2 separate regions of the Homo sapiens genome follow, and region 2 is linked to region 1. A link is a loop called in an ENCODE intact Hi-C map of the cell type or tissue named here. Cell type or tissue: PC-3. All regions are shown on one strand. Links, peaks and the distances in the headings refer to the core of each region. The heading gives the core; the rest is flanking DNA.

Region 1 (8,064 bases), core at 1,829-5,828:
GATACCAAAATCTGGCAGAGACACAACAAAAAAAGAAAATTTCTGGCCAATATCCCTGATGAACATCAATGTGAAAATCCTCAATAAAATACTGGCAAACCGAATCTAGCAGCATATTAAAAAGCTTATCCTCCATGACCAACTCATCACTGGGATGCAAGGCTGGTACAACATATGCACATCTATAAACATAATCCATCACATAAACAGAACCAATGACAAACCCCTTCATGTTAAAAACACTCAATAAATGAGATATTGATGAAACACATTTCAAAATAATAAAAGCTATTCATGACAAACCCACAGCCAATATCATACTGATTGGGCAAAAGCTGGAAGCATTTCATTGGAAAACTGGCACAAGGCAAGGATGCCCTCTCTTACCACTCCTATTCAACATAGTATTGGAAGTTCTGGCCAGGGAAATCAGGCAGAAGAATGAAATAAAATGTGTTCAAATAGGAAGAGAGGAAGTCAAATTATCTGTTTGCAGATGACATGATTGTATATTTAGAAAACCACATCATCTCAGCCCCAAAACTCCTTGAGCTGATAAGGAACTTCAGCAAAGTCTCAGGATACAAAATCTGTGTGCAAAATCACAAGCACTTCTATACACCAATAATAGACCATCAGAGAGCCAAATCATGAGCAAACTCCCATTCACAACTGCTACAAAGAGAATAAAATACCTAGGAATACAACTTACAAGGGATGTGAAGAACCTCTTCAAGGAGAACTATAAACCACTGCTCAAGGAAATAAGAGAGGACACAAACAAATGGAAAAACATTCCATGCTCATGGATAGGAAAAATCAATATCGTGCAAATGGACATACTGCCCAAAGTAATTTATAGATTCAATGCTATTCTCATCAAGCTACCATTGACTTTATTCACAGAATTAGAAAAAAACTACTTTAAATTTTATATGAAACCATAAAAAGCCCATATAGCCAAGACAATCCTAAGCAAAAAGAACAAAGCTGGAGGCATCACGCTATGTGACCTCAAACTATACTACAAGGCTACAGTAACCAAAACAGCATGGTACTTTTTACCAAAACAGATATATAGACCAATGGAACAGAAGAGAGGCCTCAGAAATAACACCACACATCTTTAACCATCTGATCTTTGAGAAACCTGACAAAAATAAGCAATGGGAAAAGGATTCTCTATTTAATAAATGGTGCTGGGAAAACTGGCTAGCCATATGCAGAAAACTGAAACAGTACCCCTTCCTTATTATACCTTATACAAAAATTAACTCAAGATGGATCAAAGATAGATTTAAATGTAAGATGTAAAATCATAAAAACCCTGGAAGAAAACTTAGGCAATACCATTCAGGACATGGGCATGGGCAAAGACTTCATAACTAAAACACCAAAAGCAATTGCAACAAAAGCCAGAATTGACAAATGGGATCTAATTGAACTAAGGAGCTTCTGCACAGCAAGAGGAGCTATCATCAGAGTGAACAGACAACTTACAGAATGGGAGAAAATTTTTGCAATCTATCCATCTGTCAAAGGGCTAATATCCAGAATCTACAAGGAACTTAAACAAATTTACAAGAAAAAAACAAGCAACCCCATCAAAAAGTGGGCAAAGGATATGAACAGACACTTCTCAAAAGAAGATATTTATGCGGCCAACAAACATGTATAAAAAAGCCCATCATCACTGGTCATCGGAGAACTGCAAATCAAAACCACAATGAGATACCATCTCATGGTAGTTAGAATGGTGATCATTAAAATGTCAGGAAACAACAATTGCTGGAGAGGATGTGGAGAAATAGGAATGCTTTTACATTGTTGGTGGGAGTGTAAATTAATTCAACCATCGTGGAAGACAGTGTGGCGATTCCTCAAGGATCTAGAACCAGAAATACCATTTGACCCAGCAATCCCATTACTAGATATATATCCAAAGGATTACAAATCTTTCTACTATAAAGACAAGCACACATATGTTTACTGCAGCACTATTTACCATAGCAAAGACTTGGAACCAACCTAAATGCCTATCAATGATACACTGGATAAAAAGAAATGTGACACATATACACCATGGAATACCATGCAGCCATAAAATAGAGTGAGTTCATGGGACATGGATGAAGCTGGAAACCATCATTCTCAGCAAACTAACACAGGAACAGAAAACCAAACACCGCATGTTCTCACTCATAAGTGGGAGTTGAACAATGAGAACATATGGGTACAGGGAGGGGAACATCACATACGAGGGCCTATCGAGGGGTTGGGGGCTAGGGGAGGGATAGCATTAGTAGAAATGCCTAATGTAGATGACGGGTTGATGGGTACAGCAAACCACCATAGCACATGTATACCTATGTAACAAACCTGCACGTTCTGCACATGAATCCCAGAACTTAAAGTGTATTAAAAAAAGGAAAAAAGAATAATAGTTATTATCTTATATTTTTATATTTTCTCACATCACCAAACTCTGAAATTATGAGTGTAAATGGAAAAAGAAAGAAAATGAATACCCTTTAGAGATACCTTTTTTCTAGGCAATCTATAGTTCTTTCCTTAATTTATATTCACCTCATTTTAATTTGCTCTACAAAAAGTTAGGAGTTACCACTTTTATTTTACCAAAAGTATACTGGCTCTTGTCCTCTGCTGGTCAGGATCCTGTATTAATTTCTGTTCTACACTGGTGATGCTGAGACATGAAATATTTTATCTCTGGGACCAATTTTCAACTAGGTTTGAGGTGATGAAAGTTCTATGCTTTCCTCAGGGTTAGTAGAATCAGACCCCAGACACCCTAGCAGTCGCATACCAGTAGATTAAGATAAATATTAAATACCAAAATGTCTTCAGTGATAGTAGAAACAGGGCCTCTTTTGACTCTATCTTTTATTTGTGGGTTTATAAGGACCTGATGATGACTCAGCCTCAATACATCATTGCATGGCTTATCTGAATCAATCTGTAAAAGTGGACACAAAATAGAAGGAAGGCGGGCCTGAAATAAGGTCCTAGTCCTGTCTCTACTCTTGACAAACTGACTTACTTTGTGGAAATCACATTCTTTTCTGAGCCTTTTTTCCCTCTTTATCTAAAAATAAAAGAATTTAATACACAGTCATTTTCAGCTCTAAAATTCCATAGTTTGGCTGGCTTGGTGAGTGTATCTTTCCCTCTCCCACGGTGTGTCTTCTGAAACCATACACTTAGTGAACAAGTACAGCCTTTCCCTCACAAAGAACAATTTTTTCTGTCATGAATATATAATTTCCATGAGGACGGGGACAAACTATGCAATATCTAGATGAATAAAAGTTTAACTTGCAAAAAGTTATTAAATACTAAACCTTGAAAAGTATGTATTTTATTTGTACAACACAGCAGTCCCTAATTTAGAAAAACAAAACTAGCAAACTGGTTTTTGGCAGCTCTAAAATCCATTTGGTTTTCTTCCATTGGTTTTTATACCACAAGAATATAACACAACGCAGGTTTAGCCAAAATGGGATTACTATGGTATCAGTAATGTCATTTTTTAATATTTAAATTCAGTGACACCACCAAACAAGGTCAACAACGTATACCATATATAGGTGCCTATGTGCAATGTGACTTGAGTAATAGTGGAAACATCCCATACAAATGCTCCTTCTCCCTCTTACCTGCCATCCCTCACTAGTTCAAGGCCTGAAAATGTCTGTACAAGGCAAATGGTTCCAAAATTTTGAATTTCATGAACCAATAAAATTTTCAGAAAAAAAGTTGGATGGAGATAGGGATTGGCCACTGATGGCCAGATTTTTATTTCACCAAGTAAGAACAATAAAAAGTGAACTACTTCTACTATTTACCATTATTTCATAAAAGTTAGGACATCCTAACACAAAAAATGTAGAAAGCATATTATCTCATCATTTAAAAGATACAATTATGCATCACTTAATGATGGGGATGCCATTCTGAAAAATGCATTGTTAGGTAATTCATCATTGTTCAAACATTATAAAGTATATTTACACAAACTTGGATGGAATCGCCTACTGTGGTATAGTTTATTGCTCCCAGGCTACAAATCTGCTTGGATCATGGGTGCACCAGAATCTCAGAAATCACCACAGAAGAACTTATTCATGTAAACAAACACTACCTGTTTCCCAAAAACCTATTGAAATAAAATAAAAATAAAGATATGCAAAAAAGAGTTTAGTTGTTTACATAAAATATGGAAAGATGGTCAAAATATATGTAAAAAAAGCCAAGGTACAGACTGTGAAGTGTAGTGCCACTTGCTAAACACACACACATGCACATACTTGCACACATTCTTACACATGCTTATGAATGCATAGACTATTTCTGGAAAGACAAGAAACTTTACAATAGGGCTAGGGAGGGAAGAGACTTTTGCTTTTTAATATCTTTAATTTAGTTTGAATTATTTCTTAACATGTCCATGCACTACTTTTATACGTTAATACATTTTTTAATACAAGTGACCATATTTACTCAGTAAATACTAGTAATTATTCTTGACCTTGCAAGAAACTTCTAAAGGACAGCTTGAATACAAAGATGAGAAGAGGCCTTTAAAATGACCACAGTGCTTCAAGAGTCTGGTTGCATTTTAATACCAATAATTTATAACCAACATAAAGCCATTTTGCTTGGCCTAACAGAAAAAACATATAATTCTATGGTAGGCATACACAGCACATTTGTTGTAAACTTTGGAAGCAGACCCCCTGGATTCAATTCCCAGCTACATCACTAACTAACTGAGCAAACTTAGGCAAGTTACTTAACCTCTTTCCTTCAGTTTTCTCAACTGTAAAATGAGGGTAAAAATTGTACTCTGTTTAGATTGCTTTGGGGATTGAATGAGTTCATATGTGTAAAGCAAATGATATTAATTCTTGGTATTTAGTAAGACCCACTAAGTAATAGCTAATGTAACAGGATGCTAAATCTGACTTTCGCTGTTGTGTCAGTTTAATAGAAGGTCCAAGGCCAAAAACAATGTAATGGGCAATGAAGTGCTAGGTATTCTAGAAAGGCTTGCACAAGGAGTGGCCAAAACTTGATTCTGCCAACATTCACTCACCTCCAGGATACACAAGGATACATAAGAAAAGGCTAAGAATTTGTTGAGAATATAACGGAACAGTAGTGTAGATTTATTTAGAGAAAGTTCTTAATCACAATTATTTTGGTGTGATATTTCTGCAAGTGATTTTTGTTCTTTTTACATTTAGATTTTTCTGTATGAACACATATGTCTTATATAATAAAACAATGCCATTTTTAAAAAGTCATAAACATGCTATTTTTATTATAAAAATATTTTTAAATCATAAATAGTAAAAATGAATATAACAACTTTATGTAACTTACTGCATCTGTTTTATTTCTTGAGACTCTTTGCATCTCCAAACTTCATTCAAGTCTAAACTCTTTTATCTCTAAACTGTGCCCAATAAACTTTCTTGTTTTTGAAGATTGAAGAATTGTTTAGAAGCTTAAAGTTTACCACACTAACTTAAGCACGTGTTTTACAATAATAAATAATTACATAACTCTTGACCCTTGTGAGTGACTTTCACAAGAAAACATCTTAATGTGACTTATCAAAATTTTGGACAAACTCATTAAGTATGATTTATTTTAAATCCTTCTTAATGGTAGACACTGTGGACCATCAGGAGGTGGAGAGAAGGCGTGTGTTTAAAAAAAAATCTATTGGGTACTATGCTCACTACCTGGGTGATGGGATCCATACCCCAAACTTCAGCATCACGCAATATTCCCATGTAAAAAATTTGCATATGTCCCCCTGTATCTAAAATAGAAGTTGAAGTTTAAAAAATAAAAAAAGTTCCTCTGCATCTAAGTAAGTTTGTGAAATATAACCTGCTTTTTTCAAAAAAGGCTTTGTCTGTTCAGACATATGTTGGGCAAATGGCCTTTGATAAAATAAGAGACTCTATTGGTCTTTGATAAAATAAGAGACTCTATTGTCTTGAGTTTTATATACCCACCCTGATATTGAATATTTTGGTTGCTTTGTTCACTTAAGTTACACACTGAAAGCCTACTATGTACCAACCACTGAGTAAGGTAGCAAGGATACAAGACAAAACCACAGCACCTTCCCTTAAGTTCACAATCCCATGGGGAAGAAAGACATGAATACTAGCCATTAAAACACAATGTGGTAAGTGTTGTAATGGATAGTGTAAAGATTTCCTTCGCATGTCATGATGTCAAGATTTTCCTCACTGCCTTTTGATACCTTTTGTTTAGAAGGGTAGATGTGTAGCAATAAAATGTAGATGAACACAGCAATGAGCAATCAAGATGGGAGAGGAAGAATTGAAAACATTGGGGAGAGGAGCCTTTCTCAGACTGGTGAATAATTGAATGTGGGCAAGGAAAAAACCTCCCATACCAATTAGAGTCCAGAACAAGTCCACAGACTGACATAGTCAAGAAAACCTTGGCCTAATGAGAAAATACTATTCTAAGAGCCAGGGTTGAAATCAGCTGCTGTCCAGGCAAACAGTGAGGGAATCATCAAAAACAGTAAAAGAATAGAAACTAAACAATAAGACTGTCAGAGAAGTACCTGAGGAGAGGATGAGAAAGAGGGAGAGGAAGATAAGAGTCCAGGCAGATGATCATAATGGGATTACATTGGTGAAATAAAATTGATTTCAGACTCTCTAAAATAGATTCCTCTCCATTTACCTTGTCAGTCAGCCTCACTTATAAGTGGTGTGCTAAAATTTCCTAGCTCCTCATTTTTCCAGGAAAACAGGAGGACTATTTCTAGTGCTTTTATGGGACTGCTAGGTCACTATATAAATAATATGTGTGAAAACTTGTGCCAAGATTATTATCTTAAGCTTACAATCATTATTATTAACAAAATAGGTAAGACTACTAAACAGGATCCCAAACCCTCCCAAATTCTCTTCTACCTGCTGGCTGATACTTAAAATTGAGCTTCATTACCTTAACTCAAATTATTAGATTACTTACTATGTGCCAGGGACTGCACTAGAAATACAAAGACACCTGAAACCTATTCTTTTTCTTTTTACTTTTATTTTATGTTCGGGGGTACATGTGCAGGTTTGTTATATAGGTAAACCTGTGTCATGGGAGTTTATTGTACAGATTATTTTGTCACACAGGTACTAAGTATAGTACCCAATAGTTATGTTTTCTGACTCTCTTCCTCCTCCCACTCTCCACCCTTAAGTAAGCCCCAGTGTCTGTTGTTGTGACACAAAGTAAGTTCTCATGAGTTCTCAGCATTTAGGTACCACTTATAAGTGAGAACATGTGATATTTGGTTTTCTCTTCCTGCATTAGTTTGCTAAGGATAATGACCTCCAGCTCCATGCAAGTTCTGGCAAACGACATTATCTTATTCTTTTTCTGGGCTGCATAGTATTCCATGATGTATATCTACATATTTTTATTTATCCAGTCTGTCACTGATAGGCATTTAGGTTGATTCCATGTCTTTGCTATTGTGAATAGTGCTGCAATTAACATTCATGTGCATATGCCTTTATGGTAGAATGATTTCTATTCCTTTGAGTATATACCCAGTAATGGGATTGCTGAGTCAAATGGTAGTTCTGTTTTTAGCTCTTTGAGGAATTGCCACACTGCTTTTCATAATAGTTAAAGTAATTTACACTCCCACCAACAGTGTATAAGTGTTCCCTCTTCTCCACAACTTCTCCAGCATCTGTTATTTTTTGACTTTTTAATAATAGCCATTCTGACTGGCATTAGATGATATCTTATTGTGGTTTTGATTGGCATTTCTCTAATTATCAGTGATATTGAGTTTTTTTTCATATGCTTTTTGACCACATGTATGCCTTCTTTTGAAAAGTGTTTATTTCCTTTGTCCAGTGTTTAATGCGTTTGTTTATTTCTTGTAAATTTGTTTAAGTTCCTTCTAGATACAGGATATTAGACCTTTGTCAGATGCATAGTTTGCCAATATTTTCTCCCATTTTGCATGCTGTCTGT
Region 2 (4,000 bases), core at 1-4,000, 290 kb before region 1:
TCAGCTACAATGTCAGACATTTAACACACATTAATCATCTCATTACTCCTCAGAACAATCCAGTGAAGTAGTTTGCTCCTGTTTTAGCAATGAGCAAACAGAATCCAAGCAAGGCTAATTCACTTGCCCAAAGCCACACAGCTAGTAAGTGATGAAGACCTGTTTGGCCTACAAAGCCTTTGCCCTTTCCCCTACAGCATGCCAACCTCCCTAATGCAGTGGTAAGAGCCAAACAAAATTATGGCAGCAGAGACCTAAGTGGGTCCCTTAAGTTTTCCCCTAAAACTGAGGGGAAAACTCAAAACAAAAACTTCTAAAGAGTTTGGCTAATAGTTCCATGTCCTATGCTTTGGTACTACTTCCACTTCCCTGGTTCTCTTATTCTACTGCTAACCCTGTCATCACCCACCAAACTCCCTTTTTCATTTCTTGGAAATTTTTCTTTTGTATACCTAATGTCTCAGACCTCTTTCAGATTCCAAGGTGTTTTTAATGAGAGTTGGGAGTCCAGAACAGTTATCTACAGGACCTGTACATTACATAGCAGCACCACCCCTTGGACTGTCTACCTAGCCACTTCCATAACCCATCCAAATCCTCTGCAGCCTTAAATTCCACCTCTCCTAGTCCTCACTGGCCTTCCCTTCCTTTCCTGAACAGTCAAATGTACTTCGGCACTACAATTGCTTTGTGATACGTGGGGGTTCTTTCCCTAGGTACATGTCCTGTATTCCCCCACTTCCACCCACACACATACATACTTAGCTTGGGTGAAGGAACAGAATGATCTACATCCCTACCCTGGACAGTTAAGTGTAACACAGTGTCTTATACATAAAAAGTTTGACATAGTGACTGATTCGATGACATTTTATTATCAGAGAAAGGGGCTTATTTGTATACTATATACAGGCCCTTCTTGCATTTTCTCCTACTCAGTTGCTCATCTTTATTCCTAAAACCAAACACTATTTGTCAATGTGGAATTAAAGAGAGAAAAAAAAAACTTTAAGCAACCATAAAGAAAAAATGCCTCTTATTGGCCAAATTACCCTGGACCTAGGAAGATCAACTGTGCTTGGTTTCCCTGGGACTGAGAGGAGTCATGGGACATAGGGCTTTCTGCACCAAAACTGGGACAGTGCTAGACAAACTGAGACGGTTGGTCAACCTACCTGGACTCTATATTTTTCTATCTGGCTACAGAGGCTTATTTAATTAGAGTACAATTCTTTATTTTACAAACGGGAATAATTATCTAATCACAGAATCACAGATGCTGTATGTTGAAAAAGACTCAATAAGCTCTCGTCTTAATTTTACAGATTAATGAGCTGAGGACCAGAGAAAGGAAAGTCACTTAACAAAGCTCAGTGTACCTCTACCTATTGTTTTTAAATCCTTTGCTCTCTTTTCACCGTGATCCACAATTCTAACCCAAGAGTTAAAAATCAAGTCTGTGGCTACCATTCAGTCAGGTACTGTGGACAGTATTTAAAGTATAACATGAGAGGTTTAAATGTGGTCAAGAACAAAAAAATTAGCAGGCGTTACACAGCTAGCATAGATAGCCAAATGCTAAGTTATGTGATGGCAACAAATATACTAAACTGAAACATACCAGCTAATGAGACTAATAAAAATTTCCATTTAGTGAGCACTTGCTCTTTGCCAGATATTGTGTTGGGCCATTTAGGTCTTTTCAACTGTCTGCAAAGTAAATATTGTTAGCCCCATTACACAAATCAAATGATTGAAGTCCACTGAAGTGAGGTTACTTGCCAGAGGTCACACTGCTAGGAATTGATGGATTCTAAAAACAAACTCTGATCTGTCTCATTCCAAAGCTGGAGTGTCATCCAACGTACCACACTGCTCCTCAGTATGAACGACCTTTACTCTATTAACCACCTTAATAATATTGATTCACTAAACATGAGTGCTAGTACCCTAGAAAAGATTTTAATTTATTAAATTAATCATTACTTTACTCACTCAACAAGCATTTATGGAATGCCTTCTATGCATCAGAGACAGGCAGGAGAGAAGAGGAGGGAAAAGAGAGAGACAGAAAAGGAAAAATATAACTAAAGCATGACTCATTGTTTTTGCTCTGACCACAATTTAAAAGGGGAAGCCGTTGGGTAGTGCAGCACTGTGACATACAAAGGAGAGAACACTAATTCTGCTTGAACTGAAGTGGTGCATTTTGAGCTGGTTCCTGGAGAAACCTCATTGGAAGCAAGAGGAAAGGCAGGGCTTCCTAGGTTTAGTATGGTGCAAACAAAAAATCAAGCTGGAGGGAAAAAGCAAGGTGTCTTCAGAAATGATAGTTCTATGTCACTGGAGAGTAAAGATGTGTGTGTGTGTGTGTGTGTGTGTGTGTGTGTGTAGGGTGGAGGTGGGGAGATGAAGCTTTAGGTTAAAGACATTATCTATTAATAGCTAAGGAGTTTAAACTTTATCCTGTGAGTGATTTAGACTAAGATATTTGTTTTTCTTTCTTTTTTTCTGTTGTAGATATGATTGTATTTTTCTCTTCTGCTATGAAATACTGCATACTTATTCCAACAAATTCATATGTATCAGGACTTTATAACATAAAAATTGAAGGTTGGCCCCTTTCTCTTTCCCCATCTCACAAACTCAGAGTAGGAAAGAAACATGATTACTTTGTATTTTAATAATTTTATGAGAATATCGAAAATGATAAAAAAGTAAGCGATAAAGTGTGCCTATTCTTTTTATCTTCTTAGATTTGATGAAGTTGAGTTCAAACCATCAAAAGCGAAATATTAAAAGTAAATTAAGCTCAACTTTCATCAAGTATTTATTTTGAGGGCTTACTGTAAGCAAGGCACTGAAGTACACATAAACATATGCAGGACAATATTCCTACCATCAATGATTTCACAATCTAGTAATGGACAAAGGATCATGAATAATAAGAGACTACCATTTCATTTGGGCCTCATCAGTTTCAAACACTTTAAAGAGTCTCTAAATGAAGTTGTTTTTAAAAAATAAATATTTTGTAATATTTGGCACAGATGAAAACAGTCCCCTCTTTAGCTAACTTTTCTAAGTTGACAATTTAAGAAGAAAATGATGTCTATGTATTTTTGTACTCTCCCTTTCTGGTTTGCTTTTTTAAACAAATATTTTGTAGTTTATGATATTAAAGTGTGCCTGGAATATTTATGGTCAGTCTGTAGAAGGATTTACATGTATTTCAGTTCATAAAGTACCTGTATAAGTCTGTTTTTAAAAGGTTTTGTAGGAATAGATAATTTTTAAAATTCTTAATGCAGTAAATTTTGATATCTAACATTCTACAAGATATCAAATATTGAATGACAAGAACAATATAGGGATCAAAGTACTAGGGATCAAGATATTAAGATTAAACTCCTAGGTTTGCCACTTACTAGCTGTACAACCTATTTCATTTAATAAATGAGGATAATAATATTTGCTTTCTCTACCCAGCAAAGTTCACAAAAGCATCAAATGAGAAAACTCATGATAAAAAGCATTTTGAAAATTGACAATGCTGTATAAATAAGAGATATCATTATAATAACCGATCTTTGTTAAAGTGACCACAAGCATCTTGAAAATACCAAAATGCCTGTTTAAATTTATTTCAACTCCACAGAAATCTATACCTAGTAAATACCTCCTATATGTCAGGTACTCTTTATTGTCAATCAAAGCAAGATTCAATTAGGATTTATATAATTATCATATTGAGTAGTTTTTTAGTATTCCTACAGTCAAAGCCCTGGCACATATAACAGCAGTCTCCCAGAATACTTTACGATCTAAAATGCCAATTTCTTATTGGGGCATGACAACTAGATGTTAACTTACTCTAATTGGTCTGAACTTGTTGTTTTTTTTTTTAAATCTATTTAGCACAACATAGAGAAAACATGTCAGCACAGACTAATTTGTGTGTTCCCATCAATAAAAATAACTTTAAAAATTAAAACTCACA

The links. Peaks named below come from ENCODE experiments on the same cell type or tissue, not always from the same donor. Only the 100,000 strongest peaks of a DNase experiment are listed, where the experiment ranks them.
Region 2: it touches region 1 in a loop (4-fold over the local background); 1 of 110 quality-filtered maps calls a loop at or near these places.

Annotation. Positions count from the first base shown.
Region 1 is chrX:78,362,763-78,370,826 of GRCh38, reverse strand. No RefSeq gene overlaps it. Among named protein-coding and RNA genes, the nearest start is that of CYSLTR1, 39 kb to the right of the region's middle. In PC-3, for the core only: no CTCF peak of the experiment used is centred there; a DNase peak (open chromatin) is centred at 4,036; H3K27ac peaks cover 2,076 bases.
Region 2 is chrX:78,651,510-78,655,509 of GRCh38, reverse strand. It overlaps LOC107985670 (a long non-coding RNA gene), which reads right to left and starts at 2,051. Exons shown (of 3, transcript XR_001755900.2): 1 at 1,996-2,051. In PC-3, for the core only: no CTCF peak of the experiment used is centred there; a DNase peak (open chromatin) is centred at 2,009; H3K4me3 peaks cover 311 bases; H3K27ac peaks cover 1,914 bases.